Linked DNA regions of Homo sapiens: region 2 is linked to region 1. A link is an interaction called in ENCODE POLR2A ChIA-PET data of the cell type or tissue named here. Cell type or tissue: GM12878. All regions are shown on one strand. Links, peaks and the distances in the headings refer to the core of each region. The heading gives the core; the rest is flanking DNA.

What was found. Peaks named below come from ENCODE experiments on the same cell type or tissue, not always from the same donor. Only the 100,000 strongest peaks of a DNase experiment are listed, where the experiment ranks them.
Region 2: POLR2A ChIA-PET joins it to region 1 with 5 read pairs; 1 of 35 experiments calls an interaction of 5 or more read pairs at or near these places.

The regions. Positions count from the first base shown.
Region 1 is chr9:124,282,550-124,290,988 of GRCh38, forward strand. The region is part of intron 1 of NEK6 (NIMA related kinase 6); the gene reads left to right. Among named protein-coding and RNA genes, the nearest start is that of NEK6, 29 kb to the left of the region's middle. RefSeq lists silencers at 221-515, 2,958-3,132 and enhancers at 3,221-4,420, 3,389-3,458, 3,959-4,338. In GM12878, for the core only: no CTCF peak of the experiment used is centred there; DNase peaks (open chromatin) are centred at 3,792 and 3,972; H3K4me3 peaks cover 3,153 bases; H3K27ac peaks cover 5,932 bases.
Region 2 is chr9:124,050,143-124,058,581 of GRCh38, forward strand. All of the region lies in intron 1 of LOC107987037 (a long non-coding RNA gene), which reads left to right. Among named protein-coding and RNA genes, the nearest start is that of LHX2, 43 kb to the left of the region's middle. In GM12878, for the core only: a CTCF peak has its summit at 4,676; a DNase peak (open chromatin) is centred at 4,769.

The DNA.
Region 1 (8,439 bases), core at 246-8,245:
GGAGACAGGAGACCAAGGAGCAGAGTCTGGCGGGGGAACGCTGTCACCACAGCAAGGGCCAGGCTGGGGCCACAGGGGGTGGGTCAGACACGCCCACTGAATACTCAGGGGCACGGGAGGGCCGGGATCCCCCTGACTCTCTGCATCCCAGATTCATTCCTACGCTTTCATACAGGCCCCAAAGACAAGTGCTGAGTAGATCTGGGTCTTCAGCACGATGTTTTTTAAAAACAGGCTTGCAGCGTTTGGTCCTTTGGTGGCACCAGCCAGGACCACTGAGGGCTGAGAACGTCTCAGCGCCCAGCATAGGCCGCCAGCCCTGGCTCTGCTCTTTTGGGTTAGAGAGCGGCCCCTCCCAGTAATGACAGGGCCCGCCATTCCCGGCAGCGCCCACCAGCACAGCCTCCCCCGCTTTGTGGACAAAGGGCAGCCTGTGGGGCAGGAAGGAGGGAATCCAGCCTCCCCTGTTCCCCCAGAGGCCTTTATCTATTTTGGCAAAGGCCCTGTGATCAGACGTTTCCGCCCTGACAACTCCCTGCCAAGTGATCTCAAGCAAGGGAGTCCCAGAGCCCTGCTGAGCCCCACTTCTCTCCTGTGAAGTAGGAGGCACAGTTCCAGCCCTGACCCTCTCAGGAAGGCTGGGGATGACAAGGCAAACCCTTCCCGTGCCTAGCCCAGGGCCTGGCACATAGTAGGTGCTCAGTCAATACTGAATGAGAGAGAGCATCTTGGAGCCCAGAACGTAAATTTCATGCCACTCCTGCGACGGAGCCTCAGTGGGGCCTCTTGGGAAGGAGAATCTATAGGCATTTCCTTCCCCACGTCCTAGGACACAGTTAGCTGAGACGACCGGGCAGGGGTGGGGAAGTTGAGTGCACGGGTGTAGCACTGGACGGAGGACAGAGGCTGCTAAGCTGCATCTCAGGCATTGATTGGCATTGAGGAAAACCCACCTAGACTTGGTATCGCGGGAGGGAGGGTCATGTGCAGGGAGCCCTGGAAGGGAGCCTGGAGAGCTGGGTGCCAGCCCTGGCTCTGCACCCCTTACCAGCCATGTGCAGGTCATGGCAGTGCCCTGTGGATCCTACTTCCTGAACCTCCCCTCTGCAGGCTTGATGCCACTGCTGTCATTTCGGCCTCTATCCCACAACTCGCACAGGGCTTGCCTCACCTTTAGGCCTTTGCACGTGCCATGCCCTCTGCCTGGAGTGCCCTGCCCCTATTCCTCCACTCAGAGCTGCTTCCCGTTCCGAGGAAAAATCCCATGCCCCAGGTAGACTGCACGCACATTTTCTTGTGTTTCCACACCCTGCTTTGCAGAGCAGCGGGCACCCTGGTTGTAGTTTAAGGGACGCCTGAGAGCCCCATTGAGGATGGAGATTGGTCCCCCTTGCCTGGCACACGCTTGGTGCCCAGCACTTGTGTGTCCATTGAGTGAGCAAATAATGGAATGTCTGGAGGCATGTGACGCCTCTGCTGTGTGGCTTGGTTTCCCCATCTTTAAAATACCAGATGTGGGCCAGGCGCAGTGGCTCTCGCCTATAATCCCAGCACTTTGGGAGGCTGAGGCGGGAGGATCACCTGAGGTTGGGAATTCGAGACCAGCCTGGCCAACATGTTGAAACCCTGTCTCTACTAAAAATACAAAAATTAGCCAGGTGTGGTGGTGCATGTCTGTAATCCCAGCTACTTGGGAGGCTGAGACACGATAATTGCTTGAACTAGGGAGGCGGAGGTTGCAGTGATCCAAGATGGCACCACTGCACTCCATACTGGGCGAAGACCGAGACTCCGTCTCTAAGTAAATAAATAAAATAAAATACTGGATGTGGACTGATGGAGTCCTTGGGGATCTGGTGAAACATGAGGCCTCAAGTGAACGGACTCGGGTCTTTCCTGCTCCCAGGAGTGGAATGGGAGCGTGGCAGCGACCACGCACACGTTTGTTTAATGATTATCCAATGTTGACCCAAAACTATGAGCAAAGCTCCGGGGATTTTCTGGGCGTTCAGCACAAAATTCCCAGTTAATGGGTTCCAGTGTCTTAAAAAGGCAGGACTGAGGCGGTCTCTATGGAGTTGTTCTGACTGCAGCTGGGCCCTGTCCTTCCACACCTGCCCCTGCAGGAATTCTCCGGACGCCTGTGGAGGGAAGAATGTGTGTGTCTGGGGTCCAAGACCACATGCACCGCCTGGTGGAACTTTCTCTGCTCTTGCATGTCTGGTGGGAGCTTCCCTTAATGACACAGGATCTGCCGAGATTCATCCCCAACTCCAGGCTGGCACCAGTGTTCAAGCCCCTGCCTCTGCTGTCTCCCAGGTCTTCAAATTTACACCACTCTGACTCTCAGTTTCCCTATCTGCAAAATGAAGGCAGGAATGCCCACCTCATGGGGTGAGCCAGTGGACCCAAATACGTGGTGCAGTAGGTGCCACGGAGTAGTGGCACGTGATTTTGTGGCTGTTAGTGTGAGTATTCCTTACTTTAGAGAGCAGAGGAAAACACATCAGCAGATTGTTTAAGCCAAAAAATGTCTGTTGTTTGAAGAATTTCGTTTTGGAAGGCAAGCCCAGGTTTTGGGTCAGAACCGTATTCCCTCAGGCACGGCACGGTTGAACGTCGAGGCATATTTTACAGGCTTGGTGACCGCTCAAGCCTTTGAGCCCTCCATGCGGGTGCTCTGAGGTCAGACTTTTCGGGAAGCCCTCACACAGCTGGTCTGCTTGTCGCGTTGGTAGCACCGTTTCCACAGAGCAGGCTCTGTTTGGCTATGAATAGATGTTTTTCTCACTCTTTTCTTGGATGCCTGAATGGCAGGCTCCCCTCCTGCAGTCTCAGAGGCCGACCTGCATGTAAAACTCCAAGCGGACATCAGAGTGGGTTCGTCTGTTCCTGCTTGGACTTGAGGCTCTCAGCAAGGCTCAAAGAGCTGGGTCGATGGCCACCATGACCCAGGGAGCCTCCCGAGAGTCTCCCAGGCTATAGTTTCTGAAGGCTACTGAGTGAACTGAAGAAATCAGAGTTCATGGAAGAGGCAGCAGATCCGAGCAACAGCCGAGATTGAGGAGGATGGTTCAGGATCTCCAAACACAGGCCCGCTGGCTCCACTGTGTCCAAGCCGCAGATGCAAAGCCTGTTAGGACAGAAAGGACACGAGATAGCAGCCAGGGCCGGCCGCAGGCAGGAGGGCCGGGCCACCAGCAGTTAGGAGTGTGGGTTCTGGAGCCACACAACCGGGGTTCAGATCCCAGTTTTCCCACCTCTATTGGGCAGCATACTGTAAGCCTCAGTTTTCCCCTTCTGTAAAACGGAGATAATAATTTACCTGTCTCACAAGGCTGTTATGAGGATTAAAGTAAGTTAACATCACTCAAGTGCATAGAACGATGCTGGGTACATACTAAATAAATACAGATAAACTGAGGCCCAGAGAGGGCAAGGGACTTCGCTGTGGTCACTCAGCAAGTCATTGGGGCAGCCAAGGCTGAAACTCATGACTCCTAGTCTCGTGAACGGTTCCCCCCTCCCTGCCCTCCCCCGCAGTCAGACTTTTTAAACACTGCCTTTTGCAGAGGAAATCGCGTGACCCTTCAGCCCACAAGAATTCCGACTGCACAGAATGTCTGAAACCTCTTCGGGCTGGCTGGGGGCCTTGTTGCAATTCTATTCAGCTGTTAGTTCTTTTTTTCCCCTCTCTTTCTTTTAAAGCTCTATAGGATCCTCCTTTCCCTTCTCCACAAATAGAAAAATTAACCTCTTGACAAAGGAGTTGGAAGACTTGAGTCCCTGCTGTGTGTCCCGGAACCAATCCCCCAGCCTCAGGTTCCCCGGCTGTGAAATGAGAAGGTGTCCTCTGTTGACAGGGAGGTGGCCCCACCTGCCAGTCTGTGATTGCCACAGAGACAAGCCAGCCAAGAAGTGCCACCCTGGACGAAGGTCGGGTGAGTGCTGATTAAACAAAATCTGGTGACGCATCCTTCTAAGAAGCGAGGCGAAACCCACCAGAGATGCTGCGTGCTTCTGCCCACCTCCTCGTGTCAAAGGTGATTTGAGTCATCAGCCTGGCCTGCACTTTTCTCGCTCTCCTGTTTCCTTGCAGTGCTCCTGGGCTCCTGAGCCACTCGGGGCTGAGGCCCGGGGGCCAGTTGTGTCCCATCTGCAGGCCCCAGGGCATTAGACCTGAGGGGCCTGGTCACCTTCTGATTTCTGCTGGGCGCCCCAGCCATGAGCTCCAGAGGCTGCCAGCCTAGGGTGTGAGTCTGTCTCCGAAGCTGCTGACATGAGTAGGGACTTCCCCTCTCTGAGCTTTAGTTCCTTATCTGTGAAATGGGTGCATGAGCCCTGCCTGGCAGGGTGAGATGAGGTACACAAGCCCTATCCTACTTCACTCCCCTCTTCCTTCCTGCCCGAAAGGCCCTGGCTCACCTGGGATCCAGCTGGGGCACAGCAGGTGTTGATATGTCCACCTGCTGCCCCCCGGCTGTGATATGCCCCCCTGGCTGCGGGGGACAGAGGGACAGCTGGCCACACCGGGAAGCCTGGGGACAGACCCTGGGACATCAGGGTCAGGAGCGTACAGGGTGCAGCCCTCTTGGCCTAGTGATGGGGATCCCTAGGGGAAAGACCTAGGGGCCAGGAGGTCATGGAGACAAGACTCGAACCCAGGATTGGGGCCCCCAGGTCCTCCTGTCCTTTGTGTAGGCTCACTTTCAGGTTACCCTGGCACCAGCAGGGGCCAGCCTGGTTGGGCCTGGGAATTCAGAGATGGGTGCCAAGGTGGGCCTGGAGCACGACGTAGGCAGACACGGGGCCGAGCCCCACCTTGCTACCCGCTGGTAAGGGGCCTTGGGCAAGTCGTGGCCACTCCTGAGCCCCCATCTCCTCATCTCAAAAATGAACATCATTCCCACTCTTCCCACCTTTCAAGGTTGTCATGCGGCTCCCTATGATAGTGTGGACAAAAGTCACTCTGTAGACCATCAAGAACTGACCAGGCCAGATGCGGTGGCTCATGCCTGTAATCCCAACACTTTGGGAGGCTGAGGTGGGTGGATCACCTGAGGTCAGGAGTTTGAAACTAGCCTGGCCAACATGGTGAAACCCCATCTTTACTAAAAATAGAAAGATTTGCTGGGTGTAGTGGCATGCAGGTATAACCCTGGATACTTGGGAGGGTGAGGCAGGAGAATCTCTTGAACCTGGGAGGTGGAGGTTACAGTGAGCCAAGATTGCACCATTGCACTCCAGCCTAGGTGACAGAGTGACACTGTCTCAAAAAAGAAAAAAAAACCGCCCAGAAGAAATGTGTCATTTCACCCTCTGGAACCATGAGCCCTGTGATCATGAGGCACAATCGTCATGTAAATATATAGGGTCTCTCACCAGCCACGGGCCAAGATTTATTTTATGGAGACAGTGGGGGAGGGGGCCAGCTCAGTTTCATTGTCCTGGTAACTTTGTAAAATGCTTTGCCATCACTTCCCAGCTCCTGGGAGGATGCAGCAGGAGCTGTGCAGCCTCTCTCGCCCTCCCAAAAGGCGGATCCCCAGAGGCCCTGGACACCTCCTTCCAGGTCCACAGGCCCAAAGGCCTGGTGTCCATAAGGCTGGGGTTCCCTGGAAAGTGGGTTTCTGGAAATACTTGTTGCAGGGATATCGCTGTTGCGTGAGGGCTGGTTGTTTATGATAACAGGAATCATAACAGTGGCAGTACCCACATTGATTGATTGATTGATTGAGACAGAGTCTCACTCCATCACCCAGGCTGGAGTGCAGTGGCGCGACCTCAATTCACTGCAACCTCTGCCTCCTGGGTTCAAGTGATTCTCCTGAATCAAGTGATTCAGTGCTCAGCCTCCTGAGCAGCTGGGATTACAGGTACCCGCCCCCACACCCAGCTAATTTTTTGTATTTTTAGTAAAAATGGGGTTTTGCCATGTTGGCCAGGCTGGTCTCGAACTCTTGACCTCAAGTGATCCACTCACCTCGGCCTCCCAAAGTTCTGGGATTACAGGCGTGAGCCACCCTGCTCGGCCCAGTACCCACATTTATTAAGCTCTTCTGCATACCCGGGCCCTGATAATCCTGGGCTGGTATTTTACCTGCATGTAAAGTACCTCACTTGGTCCTCACGGCAGCCCTACAAGATGGGTCCTACTGTGGCTACTAGTTTATAAAAGAGGGAACTGCAAAGGGATGACCCTGGGACTGGCCCAGGCTCACATGGGCGGATGGAGGCAGCACCGAATTTGTACTCGGGGCTCTCAGACCCCTGAGCTTGCTGCCTCTCCACCTCCCCACAGCCTGGCCTGCTCTTCTCAGATCCAGGACACTGCCTCCCTGCAGCCCCCTTCATTGCCCCACGTTGAAATTAACGGCCCCTTCTGTGATTCAGCAACGCAGTTAAGTACATTGGGGTTTTTTGGTTGGTGTTTCGTTTTTTGTTTTTTTAGAAAGAGGGTCTTGCTCTTTCACCCAGGTGGAATGCAGTGGCACAATACTAGCTCTCCACAGCCTTGAACTCCTGGGCTTAAGTGATCCTTCCATCTCAGCCTTCCAAAGTGCTAGGATTACAGGTGTGAGCCACCACGCCTGACCTAGTTAAGACTTTGATTGGACACCCCCCCCGCCCCCCCCCGCCACACACACACACACACACACACACACACACACACACACACACACACACACTCCATCTGCTCCTTCGCTGAGGGGAGGGTGCTCTGGACACACTGCTGAGGATGTCCAGGTCAGGACTCAGGCCTGCATTCCCATCCAAGCTCTGCCTCTGCAGCTAGGACTCCCTGAGTCTCAGTTTCCTCATCTGTCAAATGGATACACTGTCTGCCTTCCAGGGTTGTTTTGTGAGCACACAGGCTGGCACTATCCCTGAAGGATCTGGCCCAGCACCCGACACTGATGGGGTGCCCTGGATGCATGCCTCCATATACACACCTCCATGGCTGTGTGTTGGGGAGCCCAGGAGGCATCCAAGCCACAGCCCCACGTCACTATGGCTACTATGCATGAGGAAGGCAGTGTGCAGGGGCTGGAGGGCTCAGAAGTGATCCAGGGTCCAAGAACAAATTCCCTTAGCAATTCCAGACCGAAAAGATCTGGTTTTCTAGTGCCCAGAAATGAGCACGTGATTAAATACAGGATCCCCAGTTTAATTCCAGAGCAACCCAGTGAATCACAGATCCTTTGTCAGCCGTATAAGAAGCATCTGCACAAGAAGGGCGCTTCTAGACTGTGGAGTCCAACCCACTCATGTTGCAGGTGGGGAAACTGAGGCCCAAAGATAGCCTGTGACTTTCCCAAGACCATGCAGCCCTATGGGAGTCTGGCCTGTATGAGTCCTGGGCCACCAGACCACACACAGCACAGCTCAGAGCACAAGCCACTCCTGCGGAGCTAAAAATGGCCACATACTTCCTAAGCCCAACTCCAGGGTTCAGTGAGGATCCTGGTAAGGAGAGCGACACAGGAAGGTGCAGGGGTTGCCATGGTGTGGCCCCAGATGCTGTGATTACGCGCCAGCCCCGTCACACCGTACGGGTGGTAGGACTGGGCAAAGAAGACGCCGCCACCTGGATGCACTGAGGTGTGCACAGCCACGTGGAGATGATGCTGGGGGCTCACGGTGACTCTCAGGAGGCCCTGGCCTGGCCTATCTGGAGCCTTCTCTGTGAAATGAGGCTGGTAACGCCCACTAGCAGGGTTGTAGGGGACATGGATCTGTGGCCACCTCCTCAAGGGGTGCCACACGCACCAGGTCCTGACTGGGAGTCCGGCCCCCAGGGCCTGTGGATGGCTGGCCTGGGCCCAGCCTCCGCCCCCAAGGGTGCTGGCACCTGGCATGTGCCCGACAGTTGGGGCCGGCTGGTGGGAAGGTGTGTGTCAGGTGGCGGAGCCTCGGTGCCAGGATCTCACTCACGCGTCCTCCAGGGCCTCAGCTGCTGTATGCCTGTGTCAGTCCCAGTGGCGATGAGCTGCAGATGGGGCACAGGGGTGGTTTGCCCAGGGCAGAAGTGGCTCGTTCTGAAAAAGGAAGCAGGTGCTGGCCACGGAGAGCCCCTCTTGGGGACCAGGGGCTGGGGCTGGCCTGCAGAGCCCAGATTCCTCTCACAGACTGGGTGGCGGGGGGTCTGTCTGGCCTCTGTGCCCTTGATCCCACGGTGTCCTCTACTGGGAATCCCCCTCCCCTTTAGTCCAAACCCTGCTGGTCCTTCTGGGCCACCTCAGGTTTTCTACCTGTTGTCCAAAGCTCCCCGTGACCTGGCCCCGCCAGAAGCAGCAGCCATGGGTCCTTTTCCTGAGCAGCTTCGTGCTCTTTTTAGCTTGTGGGTAGCAGTTCCAGGGCCTGCTCCTGGGGACCTGTAAGAACAGGAACTGTGTCTGAGTCATTGCAGGGTCCCGAAGGGAAGACGAACACTCCTCA
Region 2 (8,439 bases), core at 147-8,146, 230 kb before region 1:
TCCCAGCACTTTAGGAGGCCGAGGTGGGTGGATCACCTGAGGTCTTGAGTTCAAGGCCAGCCTGGCCAACATGGTGAAACCCCATCTCTACTAAAAAATACAAAAATTAGCCGGTTGTGATGGTGGGCGCCTGCAATCCCAGCTACTCGGGAAGCTGAGGCAGGAGAATTGCTGGAACCCGAGAGGCGGAGTTTGCAGTGAGCCAAGATCGCGCCATTGCACTCCAGCTCAGGCCGATGACAGCGAGACTCCGTCTCAGACAAACAAACCAACCACAAAACAAAACAAAAAATACAGACACACTTTCTTACTCTTGATCATAATGGGAATGCTTTCAGTGTTTCGTCTTTAAGCATGATGCTGGCTTTTGGGTTGAAATCAGTATTTTATCGTGTTTAAACATTTTCCTATTTTATTAAGAAAGAAAAGCTCTTTCTAAACTTTCTAGGCCATCTCCTTCTCTGGCCTCCTCTACGTGCAACCCAGACCCTGCAGTACTGAGTTAGTCACTCACCTCCTGAGTGCGCCATGTTGTATAAGGCATTCTAGCCATTGCCCCTTGCTAGTCCCTCTTCATGGAATACCCTTCCCCCAAGCTTCTCTCAGGCAAGGCCCAGATAAATAGCATCTACTCTGGGAAGCTTCCCAGGCAGTTCTGCCCTTGACCTTGTCTCCTCCAAGCCCTTCTCATGATGATATATATATAATTGCCTGCGTTCACCTCCGCTCTCCACACCAGCCTGTGAGCATCCTGGTGTGTGTGTGTGGGCATGGGGGTGACACGTCTGGGTTACTTCTGTGTGCTTGGACTAGGGCCCCGATAGAGTAAATACATGATCAATGTGGTTTTGGATGAATGAATACTAAATAAAAGCTAACATTTACCAAGTACTCAGTAAGTGCCAGGCCCCAGGGTAAGCACTTCCCACTCACTGTCTCATTTAATACAACACCCCCATGAGGTAGAGGTGTATTGTTTCCAACTTGAGATGAGCAAGTGAAATCTCAGAGAGGTTAAGTAACATATGCAAGGTCACACAGCCAGGAAGTGAATCCAGGTTGGTTTGACTCCAGGGCTGAGACTTTAAGTCTCTAGGCCATTCTGAATGGCTATAAATGTTAGCTTTTATAGCCATTAATACAGTACATGTATGAATGAACAAATAAATACAGTAAATGTATGAATGAACAAATGGTACACAGTGAGGCCTGGGAGAGTGAAGTGGTGCTAGGCTTGGACATGGCACCTGTCCAAGTGCCATGGAGAGGAGCCCTGAGATGGTGATTCCTTTATGTTTTTTCTTTTTTTGGTAAATACAAACCCTTGTGTCAAGGGCTGACTTTCAATAGATTGCAGCGAGGGAGCTGCTCTGCTGTGTACGAAACCCTGACGAGATGATGATTTTTTTTTTTTTTTAGACAGAGTCTTGTTTTGTTGCCAGGCTGGAGGATGGTGGTGCGATCTCGGCTCACTGCAGCCTCCGCCTCCCTGGTTCAAGCTATTCTCCTGCCTTACCTTCCTGAGTAGCTGGGACTACAGGCACACGCCACCATGCCCGGGTTATTTTTGTATTTTAGTAGAGATGGGGTTTCACCATGTTTGCCAGGCTGGTCTCGAACTCTTGACCTCAGGTGATCCACCTGCATCGGCGTCCCAAAGCACTGGGATTACAGGCGTGAGCCACCGCTCCCGGCCGAGGTGATGTTTCTTAAGTGACCCAGAGGGTGGAGCTAGGTGTGGGTGCAGGGGTGGGATAATGGAACTACCTGATCTGGTTGGCTCAGGACTGAGGGTTTTCCTGGAATACTGGACTTTCTAGTGCTAAAGTCAGAAAAGCCCTGGCCAAACCTGGCTGAGGTGGTCACGCGAGAGGTGCAGCCATAAGCTCTGGATTTCCTCTCTGTGTGAGCAAAGGATTCTCATGGTCAGGACTAACTAGGGAGCGGGGAGGCAGCCCTAGCAGAGAGTGAGCTCCCTGTCATGCGAGGTATAAAAACAGGACAGGGGACACTTTCACTTTCATATTTTCCCCTCATCTCTTTGGGATTCTTGGGTGATCTTAACTTGGGGTGTGGGCTCCCAGAATGGTTCTGCTTTGTCCCAAGCTGGAGGGTTCCTGGAAAGGACTGAGACAGGCTGAAGGCCCAGTTGCTCACTGTTTGATGGCTGAATGCTCCTCTGGATGGCCTAGGAGGTGTGTAAATGGGCAGAATTGACAACGTGTGTCACGTGAACCTCCTGCCAAGCCCAGGAGCTCCTCCTCCTAATAGCCCTCCTGAGGAAACCACCCAGGAAAGGGGGACAGAAAAGTGGGACTCAGAGGGGTGAATGAGGAGATGGGGTGGGCGGGGGAGCAGGAGCTTGAGTCACCCACCTCCATCAATTGAGTGATGCCACTTCCAGGCAGGAAAACCCACCTGGTCCATCTCCCAGGACCCGGAGTGGACTTTAAGCTCAGCAGAGCCCCCGGCACAGGCCCTGGAACTCTCCTGGCGGGGTCACAGCAGCAGGATAGGCAAGTCTTGCAGGGGAGGGCTGATGGGGGGAGCAGGTCCCCAGCAGGGTGTCTCCTCAGGGCCTGAAGTTTCTCCAGGTTGCAGCTGGGGATAGACACACAGGAATAAGAGAGAGAAATGGCTGGTGTTCGGGGTGGGGAGAGCTGGAATTTATTTAAAGGCCTCTGTACTTGTTGACTAACAGCGAGCTTGTATTTCGTTTTGTTTTGTTTTGGCTGATATATACTTTACAAAATTATGTTTGAAAGTGGCATATAACATGCATACAGCAAAGTGTACTTATGAGTGTATAGTTTGATGATTTTTTACATGTGTATGTACACCCATGTAATCACACCCACATCAAAGTATAGACATTTCCAGTGCCCCAGGAAGTCCCTTTTTACCTTTTCCTGGTCTATATCTGCCCTCAGAGGTAACTATGGTCCTGTCTTTTATCATCTTGAAATAGTTTTGCCTGTTCTTGAACTTCGTGGACATGGAATAATACAGTAAAATGCTCTTTTGTGCCTGGAGTTTTGACTTCGTGTTATTGATAGTGACAGGAGGCAGCCAAATGCCTAGGCAGATAGGGGTGGGTCTCCAGTGACACCTGACCTTCCAGCCACAGACAGTCCTGGGTAAATCCTCAGACCGGATTGAAAACCCACCTTCCATTTGGCATGCTTTCCTCTGATTGATCCTAATCCTTCACCTATTTTACCTACCCTTTCCTAATTGGTTTTCTACAATGTCATGCCCACCTTTGAGTGGTGTCTTTGCTTTAACCTTTTTTGCATACTCAAAAACCAGTCAGCATGCATTCCCTGTTATGATCCCATAAAAAGCCCTGGGCTCAGCCATACTGGGTACTTTTCCACCTTCGGGTAGGAGAACCATCCCTCATGTCACCTCTTTTTGCTGAGAGCTTTCCTTTCACTTAATAAATTCTACCCCACTCACTCTCTGGTGTCTGCATGCTTAATTCTTCCTGGTCATGAGACAAGACCCTGGACCTAGCTGAGCTAAGGAGCAGAAAGATAGCATCATTATAATGGTGTGATTCACCCATGGTGTTGCACGTATCAGTGGTTTGTTCCTTTTTTACTGCTGTGTAGTTCTCCATTGTAGAAATGTGTCACGAAACATTGATCCGGTCTCCTATTGATGGGCATTTGGGTTGTTTCCAGTTTGCCAGTTTGGGCCATTATGAACAAGTCTGCTATGAACATGTGTGTCAGGCCTTTTGGTGGCACTCACATCTTGGGTGTATACCCAGGAGTGGAATTGCTGGGTCATAGCTGAGGTGTATATTTAACAAAGCCTGTACTTAGTACTTTTGTTATAAGAGAAACTTGGAAAAATCAACGAGAGATTTTTTATAACTTTAAAAGGAGTACATACAAAAAGTTGTTTGGGAGGTGAGCCCAGAGTTCTCTGGGGCCCCAGTGGCAGCTTCTGGAGTGTGTGGCTTGGATTCCTGAGGGGAAGGTCAAGTTGGGCATGGAGCAGGGAGGGAATGGGCTATACCTGGGCCCTTTCAGGCCCCTCCCAGGGAAGGGAGGGTAAGGTCTGCCAGGATGCTATCATAAGGGGCAGATCTGATAGGTGCTCCTATAAAGAGTCTGACTGGGGACCTCACTCTCACCACCTGTGCAATGGGCTAGTGCATGGTGGACTCAGTGGCTTCTGAGCCTCTGATGTCTTTGGGCATCTGCTTGGGAGCCTCCTCTTTCAGCCCCTACATTACGGTCTGTGGCAATACCGACTCTGGAAGGTTTTAAGGATGGGGGGATGGTCCCTGAGCCCCAAAGCTTCTGCCAGGGTGAACCCTGTGGATCAGGGCCCCAGAGGCCTCCTCCCACCCCCAGCCTTGCCCCAGCTGTGCCTCAGGCTCTCTGGGAGCTGGGGGGAGACAAGGGGAGCCAGGCTCAGTTTTTTTCATGAAGCCGGAGCAGCTGCTGCCCAGAGTTTGGGAAGCTGTTGTTCTGCCAGTGGGGTTCCCCAAGGGAAATACCAGTGCCAGGGTCCTGAGCACAGCCGGGTGATCCAATCACCCCCAATGAGCTCAGGGCTTGCCCCCATGCCTAGCAGCTGAGCAGAAGCACTTAGCAGCCCAATCAAATACTTCTCAGTCTGGTGAAAACACTCAGCAGTGTGTTTAAATGACTCAGCCACCCAGCGGCAGTGCTCAGAGGGCCAGTGAAGTTACTCACTGAAACTAGAGTAATGCTTATCAGTCTACAGTAGCATTCATTCATCTGGGGGAAAAACAAACCCCAAAAACTAAACCAATAACCACAGAATGGTTCTGAGTCCTTATCTTGGCCCTGGCCCTTCTTTGCTGTGGTTTCCTTGTAGGGATGTCCACCCTCTTTGTGGTTTGTTGGGATAAGTCAATGCGCTAATGTCTAGAAAGGGCTTCTCGTAGTGGTTGGCATGCAGTGGGCTTTCAGCAATATTTACCGAGGGCCTGCTGTAAGCCAGATCCTATTGTTGCAATTACTCTGGCCCTTGGGGAGGCAGTCCTGGGAGGCGGAGCTTTGGGCAGGGACAGTTTCTATGAACAAAATGCATGAGCTTTAGTCATGGCTTGAAACATTATGTGAGCCTTCAGAATTCTTTTATTTATTTAATTAATTTATTTTTTTGAGACGGAGTCTCGCTCTGTCACCCAGGCTGGAGTGCAATGGCGTGATCTTGGCTCACTGTAACCTCCGCCTCACAGGTTCGAGTAATTCTCCCTGCCTCAGCCTCCCAAGTAGCTGGGATTACAGGCAACTGCCACCACGCCTAGCTAATTTTTGTATTTTTAGTAGAGACGGGGTTTTGCCGTGTTGGCCAGGCTGGTCTCGAACTCCCGACCTCAGGTGATCCGCCTGCCTCGGCCTCCCAAGGTGCAGGGATTACAGGCGTGAGCCACTGTGCCCAGCTCAGAATCCTTCTACAGTGTTCTCTCTGGTCCTCCATTGGCTGTGGTTTAGAAAGCCCAGATTCATTCCTCCTGCCTTCCCATTCTCCCTTCTCAACCTCACCCACCGTCAAGTTCTCTTCTGGATACTGGGCTTCAGAGATATTGGATTTGGGCCCTGTGAAAACAGGTGATTAGAACACACTAGAAGGTGTAGTGAATCTACTGACAATATAAATACAGTTAAGTTTCTGTCTGCCCATTTGTCTGGTTCCACATCATGAGCAAATAGCTGGAGGAATTACTTGAAGGGTATGTTTGGTTTGATCTGACTTGGTGGCTCAGGATATAGGGGGAGTGGGCCAAATAGATGGGCAGGGGTCTTCCAGGGTTTCTCAAATCGATGGCTGATGACAGGCTATTTATTTGTTGATTGTGAGGCCGTGTATATTAAAATGGCATAGACAAAGAAAACAAATGGGTTTTAAACGTGAGCTCCAAATGGGCAGACAATATGGGTGTTAATTCATGATCAAGCTGCTGATTACTGGCAACTCCAGATAGCTTCTTAATGATGAGTAGAAGTAGGCATTGATTTCTTTTACTATGGATAATGATCTCCCCAGCTATGCAGGAGAAGCCAGTTAGTAGCAATTACAGGAACAAGCATCAATTAAACTTTCTTTGTGTGATGCACCATGCTAGGCACTAGAATGCATTTTGTCTCCCTGACTCCTCACAATAGCCTGGGGGTGGGAATGCTTATTAATTCAGAGAGGTTAAGTAACTTATCCACCTAGTAAGTGGTAGATCCAGGATTCAAACCCAGGTTTACCTGTCAGATGGCAACGTCCATGCTCTAAATCCCTTGTCTACACTGCATTCTGCCTTGGGACGCTGCAAACTCATCAAATTCAAAACTCCCTCTCCTTCTGTCTGGAACTATAAAGTGAAGAAATTAGGGTTGCTGGATATGAAATCAACCTAGAAAATCCACAGTGTGCTACAAGCAATGACCAATTAGAAAATGTAGCTGGGGGCGGTGGCTCACAGCTGTAATCCCAGCACTTTGGGAGGCAGAGGCGGGTGGATCACGAGGTCAGGAGATCGAGACCATCCTGGCTAACATGGTGAAACCTCGTCTCTACTAAAATACAAAAAAAAAAAAAAAAAAAGGAGCCAGGCATGGTGGCCGGCGCCTGTAGTCCCAGCTACTCGGGAGGCTGAGGTAAGAGAATGGCGTGAGCCTGGGAGGCGGAGGTTGCAGTGAGCCGAGATCAAGCCACTGCACTCCAGCCTGGGCGACTGAGCAAGACTCCGTCTCAAAAAAAGAAAAGAAAATGTAAATGTAACAGAAAGAAAGATGATATGAAAAGTGTAAGGGCCCAGTAATCAACTAACAAAATGTGTGTAACAACTCTATGGATAAAATACAAAGTATTATTGAAGAACACACACACTCAAGAATAAATGAAGGTATGTATCATATTCATGGAAAACAAGACTCAATATCATCAAATGTACTTTAATTTTTCCCGATTGATTCATAAAATCAGTGCAATTAACTAAAATTCCAATAAGATTTGTCATCAAACTTGTTAAGCTGATTCTAAAATTAACACAGAAGGATAAAAGGGCAAGAATAGTGAAGGCCAATCTGAGATAGAATGAGGTAGGGGTCTTGCCCAAACCAATATCCTTAGTTATTTATTTATTTATTTATTGAGACAGATTTTCACTCTTGTTGCCCAGGCTGGAGTGTAATGGCACGATCCCGGCTCACTGCAACCTCCGCCTCCTGGGTTCAAGCGATTCTCATGCCTCGGCCTCCCAGGTAGCTGGGATTACAGGCACCTGCCACCAAGACCAGCTAATTTTTTGTATTTTTAGTAGAGAGGGGGGTTTCATCATGTTGGCCAGGCTGGTTGCGAACTCCTGACCTCAGGTGATCTACCCGCCTCAGCCTCCCAAAGTGCTGGGGATTACAGGCATGAACCACCACGCCCAGCCAATGTTCTAATTTATGATAAAGCTTTGATAATAAACACATCCTGGTTGTTAACACAGCGATAGACAAATAATGGAACAGAAAAGGGAACCCAGAAATTGATCCAAGTTATATGGGACCTTGGTGTATGATCAAAAGGCATTACAAATCTGTGGAGGGGAAGCATGGACTATTCAAAAATGGGGTTTAGAAAAGTAGCTATCCCTATGTAAAAATTAACCTTAGATCCTGTCTCACATCACACACAAAAATAAACTTGAGATGAATTAATGACCTAAATGTGAAAAACAGCTTACAGAAGAAAAGTTGGAAAATTTCCCTATGTCTTGGGATAGGGAAGGAGCCCTTAAGTCACAAAAGCTAGGCGTCATAAAGGAAAATATGAAGTTTAAGCTCAGCCGCATCAAATATTTCTGTATAACAGATAAACTACCTGCAAAGTTAAAATTCCAACAATAGTCTGTGGGAAGGCATTTGCAGCATATATTACAGATATAGGGTTAACATCCAAAAGATACAAAGAACGCCTATAAATCGATAAGAAAAAGACAAACAACCCAATAGAAAAATGGGCAGAAGACCTGAACACAAAAAAGGAAACAGGGAGAGTGAATAAGCATAAGAATCAAAGATGCTTAACCTCTCTTTGTTGATGATTAAACAACAAAGAGAGGCCAGGCGAGGTGGCCCAACACTTTGGGAGGCCGAAGTGGAAGGACCACTTGAGCCCAGGAGTTTGAGACCAGCCTGGGCAACATAGTGAGACCCTGTCTCCAAAAAAATTAAAAAAAAAATTTTAAATTTTAACCAGACATGGTGGTGGATGCCTGTAGTTTCAGCTGCTTGGGAGTCTGAGGTGGGAGGATCACTTGAGCCCAGGAGGTTTAGGCTGTACTGAGCCGAGACCGTGCCACTGCACTCTAGCCCAGATAATAGAGTGACACCCTGTCTCAAAAAAACAAACAAAAAATCCCCACAAAACGACAAAGAGATTCCATTTTATACCCCTCAGATTCACACAAGT